2 separate regions of the Mus musculus genome follow, and region 1 is linked to region 2. Evidence: chromatin loops called from intact Hi-C (ENCODE). Cell type or tissue: left cerebral cortex. All regions are shown on one strand. Links, peaks and the distances in the headings refer to the core of each region. The heading gives the core; the rest is flanking DNA.

Region 1 (2,911 bases), core at 220-2,719, 200 kb before region 2:
GGCTAATGCTAAATTACAATCCTTAATTTCCAGATCAGAGCTTAATTTCTAACTAGGAGGTTAACATGAATAGCCCTCCAGCTGTGGGGCTTCTGGAAGCTCTCAGCAAGAGGGACTCGAAGGTAGAATAAATCTATCTTTGCACAGGCTAGTGCTGGATGCAAGGGTGGCGGCTGGTATGTGTTGGGGACCAGGTGTTTCTAGGTCCCATGTCTGTGGAGTCTGAGCTTCAGGCAGTGGGGAGGAGACAATAAGACCCCCTCACAGACACCTGTGTGCTGATGAACAGGATCAGCTACTGTGTCCTTCAGCCTGTATCAGCCAGTCATGGAGGGCACTTATCCATTACACTGGCCCTTCCTTTGAATTAGGACCCTAATTCAAGAGGTGACTAAGAGATGCAACTTTCTCAATGTGATCTATGGGAAAAACACTGCAGAGCAGCTGAGGAGATGGTTCAGTAGGTAAAGTGGTTGGCATGAAGCATGAGAACCTCAGTTCAATCCTCAGGTACCCATGTAACAAAAATTCATGTATGGTGGCGCATGCTTATAATTCCAACACTGGGCAGGTGGAGACAGGAAGATCCCTAGTGCTTTCTGGCCAGCCAGCATAGCCAAATCTGAGTTCTATATACCAGTGAGATATCTCTCCTCTCAAAAGTAAGGTGGGCAGCACCTGAGGAATGACAAGACACAAGGCTCTGTGCATATATGTGCATGCATACCTGTGGTGAGATCGGTGCCAACATGTTCACGCAGGACTGGACAACTGAGCTGGGCATCAAACATGTGCTGCTGACCAAGCCTGGCAAGGCATCTAATGCAGTGTCTGCACTCAACCAGGAGGCAGGCTGCCTGCTTTTGGAGAACTACGAAGGTACACGCCAGGCCCTCAGATACATGAGGGTCAGATAGCACTGCACAGGAGGACTCTACAGTGGTATCATTGACCCCATGATCCTGGGTGACCCAGGAAATGCTGAAGATCCCAAGAAGTGTGCAGGCAAGCAAGATGAGAAGCTGGCAGCCAAGAAAAGGTTGGACAAGAAGTGAGCACTGGAGAGTCTGTGTTGGGCTCTTCTCCATTCTTCCTTCCTTCTGTTCTGTCCCCTCCCACTCTGTCTCTAAGCTATTTAAATTATGGCTCTGGCTTGGGGGCGTGGGGAGGCACCAGAGTCTGGTTTTCTAAATAAAGTTGGAAGAGAAAAGGAGGACAAGGAGGAAGAGGTGGGAGAGTGAAATTCTAGATGAGAACGGGCCTCCTGTGCTGGCAGCAGTGTGCGTTTTTCCTGTCTGACACACGATTGGCACATCCAGGGCAGAAGTAGGTGAGACAGTGACACTCAGGATGGAGAGCAATTGGTTCCATGGATGCAGGACTCATTTGACCCTTGAAAAACTGAATGACACACCAGAAAGATGAGAGCACTTCCAGTGATGGAAAATCTGCATCTTACTTGCGGTATTGGTTGTACAGGTGTAGACTCCCTCAAATGGCAGATGTAAGACTTCAGATCTATATGGCTGGTCATCAGTGAATTCTACCAGAAGCAAAGGCATGCAAATGACCAAATCAAACCATAATGACAGCACATGGAAGCCAGAGAATGTTCCCAGTCTTTTGAGCACTGGGCTCTAGGTAAACTGAACTGTTTCCATCAGTGAAGAAAACTCAGAGAGAGATAAGTTGGGAGAAAACTATGAACTCCTTGTATGCATGTTTAATTTGAGGTATGATAACTGAGAAACCTGCCAGTCAGATAGCTTCATGTTTTGTTTTGAGAGAAAGAGAGAGAGAGGGAGAGAGAGAGAGAGAGAGAGAGAGAGAGAGAGAGAGAGAGAGAGAGAGAGAAAGAAAGAATGAAGTTGGGTGATTTGGGAGAAATTGGGAGAGGGGAAAGAATATGATCAAAGTATGTTATATGGAAGAACATTTAAATAAAAAGTGTGGACAGCACATTCTATGGGCTGAGGTCTCAAAATAAAAAGAAGAATATAAGCTAGGCACCGACACTCATCTTTATATGGCAGTTTGAATGAGAATGCCACCCCAAGACTCATATGTTTGAATATTTAGTCCACAGTTGGTGAAACTCTTTGGGAAGGATGAGGACATATGGCCTTGTTGGAAGAGGTTTGTCACTAGGGGGAACCTTAGAGGTTTCAAAAGATGCACACGATTCCCAGTCTCTCTCTCTCTCTCTCTCTCTCTCTCTCTCTCTCTCTCTCTCTCTCAATCTGCATCATGATTCCCAATCAAGATGTGAACTATCTTGCTCTACCATTATAGACTCTAACACTCTGAAATCATAAGCCTCAAATTAGATGCTTTCTTTTATATATTGCCTTGGGCATGATATTTTATCATAGCTCTGTGATGGTTACCAGGATCCACTTGATCAGATCCTGAATTCTAAGAGACAACCCTCTGGGCATGTCTGTGAGGAATAACTTAGATTAAGTGAATGCAGTGGGATGATTCACATTAGCTGTCAGTGGCAGCATCCATTGGTCCGGGGTCCTAGACTGAATAAAAAGGAGAAAGGTTGCTGAACACCAGCATTCATCTCTTCCTGCTTGCTGACTGTCATGTAACCAGCTCCTCACACTGATGCTGCCATGCCTTCCCACCGTGACCGACTGTGTACCCTTAGACTTTGAGCCAAAACAAGCCATTCTTCTTTTTTTAAGTTATCCCTGTCAGGGTATTTTATCACAGCAGCATGAACAAAAAATAACTAATAAAGTTCCTAAGAGCCTCTGGCCATAAGATTTTTGCCAACTGGTCTACCCAGAACCTTGCTTCTTTTTAAAGATGTGGTCAATGTAGACTATCAATCAATTCTCAGTGAACTCAGGGGCAAAAGTTCCACAAGCCTGTCCAATGTCTACATGTTGTCCACGAGGCA
Region 2 (2,911 bases), core at 272-2,771:
CAGCTTCCCTCTGTAAAGAGTACCCTGAACAATGGATACAGTATGCCTCGTAGACAAAGCCCACTATGAATGTCACTTGTGATCATTATCCAACCAGGAGAGTCCTCTTGTAGGGCAGAGAAAATGAAGACACATTAGGCACAGACCCCACTGGCAATGGCTGCCATTTCCCAGCTTCTGTTGCACACTGATTCACACCAGTTCTTTCTCCACAGAGAACTTTTTTCCTCTTGGTTCAACCCCTGTGGTTTCTAGGGCTGAAGCAGAGAAGCCAGGAGCAAACCACAGGTGGTACAGTCCCACTGTTCAGCCTTGGCAGTGCTCAGACAGTCTTCGGGAGCATCAGGGGCTAGGGGTGTGGCTCCATTAACAGAGCACTGGCCTAGCGTGCACAAAGCCCTGAATCCAATCCCCAGCACGGCATAAACCAGACAGGATGGCTTGTGCCTGTGATCCTAGCATGGGGAGGTAGAGGCAGAAGGATCTACTGATCAAGACTCTCCTCAATTACAAAGTAAGTTTGAAGCCAGCCTGGGCTACTGGAGATTCAACAGCCTGGCTTCTGAAGCCTCTAACATGCCTTCTCCCCTCCCCTTACACATTTCCACCTGAGTCCACCAGACAAGAACACTTGTAGGCTGAACCCAGCCTGAAATATCTGCGGCTTCACCCAGCACTTCCAGTGGCAAACTCAGGAGCATGCCCGGGGAAGTGGCTCAGGCCTGAAAGCCTAAGTCCAATCTCCAGGATTCACCTGGTGGAAGGAACGAACTGACTCCAGGAGGTTCTCTTCTGACTACAACATATGTATCGTGGCATGCGAGTGTGCACACACACACACAATGTAATTAAAAATAACTTTTAAATCACTTTGACATTCACAAAACTTCCATCTTCCCAAGCCAACCAGGTGACATCCCTGTCACAGCTCATGCAAGCAGAAGAGACCCCGAGGGCCTACAGTGAGCAGCACTAGGCTCTCCAGCCAACCACCTGCCTGGCTACCTGGACACACCCCTCACCCTGCTGTCCATCCACTAAACAAGGAAGATGGCTCCTGAGGTGACTTCACCATCCTACAGAGGAGCTCCCAGCAGACTCCGAAGCGTCACCCACCTGTCCCACAGACAGCCCTGAGCCAGCCAGAGCATGCTGTTTACATGTCTGTCACAGAATGCAGAGCTTGGCTCAGCCCTGCGTCACCTGCCCTGGGAACCTGGCAGGTCGCCCTCTCAGCTCCCCTAATTACCTTCTCTGGCTGTGTGGGTGATGGCATGGGCCTCGGGGACTGAATTAGGAGGGGAGGAGGGGAGTTTTGAGTCGCAGGTGAGGAAGAATCTATAAGGAGTCTTAGCTGCCAGCTCTGGGCTGCCAGAGAAACAATCAGCTGTTCCTCTCAGCAAACAGAGGAGGGCAAGGCACAGCCCCAGCTATCCCAGGCCAGGCTACCCCTGGCTCTTGTGGCCATTAGCTCTGGAGGTTATAAGGCCACAGGAGGCCCACCAAGGGGGTGGCAGTGGCTCTTTTGCATTTAGTACTTTCTACCTTACTACCAACAAGCCCTGCCCCTCCCAACTGCCAGTCTGCCCATCTAAGTTCAATGCCACTATAACTGGGCCCTACATCTACCAGCTTGGGATGCAGACCCCAGCAACTGTCACACTCCATAGGTTCTCTGTCTTCTCCACCCTGGGCTTTGTACTATACCCCACCCTGACTTGGGTTCTCATAGCCTATACTCCAAATGCACAGCTTCACTGGTCAGGTCTTGGGTATTAGACACCCATGGGCCACGAACCATTGTCTCCCCAAACTGGATATCTTAGAGGAAATGTCGGGCAAGACTCCACCATTGTATCTTAGCACCTGATTCTGCTCCCAGCTGCACTGAGCCCCGGGATGATCTGGCACACGTGGGTGTACCTGTATGGCCTCCTGGCCCCTAAACCAACCTTAGCCTCATTCAAGGAAAGTACGAGAAGGCCAGTAGAAAGGTGTAGGGGAGATGGTCTAGTGGTTAAAGTGCTTGCTGCACAAGAGTGGGGACCTCAGTAAACATCTTCAGAATCTACATAAATGTTGGTTGCACGTGGCTTACCTAGAATTCTAGCCCCAAAGCACGGAAGATCAGGGATTCTACAGAACAAGTTGCCTAACAAGACTGGCCATATGGGCAAGCTCTGGGTTTGCCTAAAATTTTGAGTAAAACAGAAGATCAATAGAGGATGATTTCCAACATCAACCTTGGCCTCCACCCACATCACATACAAAACATTCATACATACATATACATTACATACAAACACACAAATAGGAAAGGGAAATGCAGGCAGAGATGTGAGAACACCTAGTGGGTCTTCATGCCATTCCCTACATCCATGCCCGGCCCAGGCAACATGGATGCCGGCTACAGCTCCCATCCATCCATCTCTCATGCAACCCCTTGGCCTGTTTCAGTCAGACTCACTAAGGTTCCCTCATACACACCCACATACACGCATGCTGGCATGCACTGGCTCATACTTACATGTACATCTCTGTTCACACGGCTGCTCACATCATGGATTCACTCACACTCACCAAAGCAAACACAATCCATGCTCAAGGTCACTGTGATGGTTAAAACTGGCAAGTTTGCGAGTTCCCTACACTCATTAGAGAACAAACGCCTATGCCTGCCTGTGAGGGAGTCTCTAGACTGGATTAAGTGAGGTGGGAAGACTCCTACACATAGACAGCATCATTATGGAGCTGGGTCCCAGACTTGGGAAATAGAGAGAGCTGAGCACCAGCCTCTCTCTCTCTCTCTCTCTCTCTCTCTCTCTCTCTCTCTCTCTCTCTCTCTCTCTCTCTCTCTCAGATTTGAGTGCAGACACAGTGGGGGCAGCTGCTTCACACCGCCTCTGCCATG

Evidence for each region. A loop is a pair of places that touch in the nucleus more often than their neighbours do. Peaks named below come from ENCODE experiments on the same cell type or tissue, not always from the same donor. Only the 100,000 strongest peaks of a DNase experiment are listed, where the experiment ranks them.
Region 1: a loop joins it to region 2, with 5 times the contacts of the local background. A loop is called at or near these places in 2 of 42 quality-filtered maps.

Annotation. Positions count from the first base shown.
Region 1 is chr1:118,809,384-118,812,294 of GRCm38, forward strand. No RefSeq gene overlaps it. Among named protein-coding and RNA genes, the nearest start is that of Mir6346, 140 kb to the right of the region's middle. In left cerebral cortex, for the core only: no CTCF peak of the experiment used is centred there; a DNase peak (open chromatin) is centred at 1,164.
Region 2 is chr1:119,014,118-119,017,028 of GRCm38, forward strand. The region is part of intron 1 of Gli2 (GLI-Kruppel family member GLI2); the gene reads right to left. Among named protein-coding and RNA genes, the nearest start is that of Gli2, 38 kb to the right of the region's middle. In left cerebral cortex, for the core only: no CTCF peak of the experiment used is centred there; a DNase peak (open chromatin) is centred at 1,247.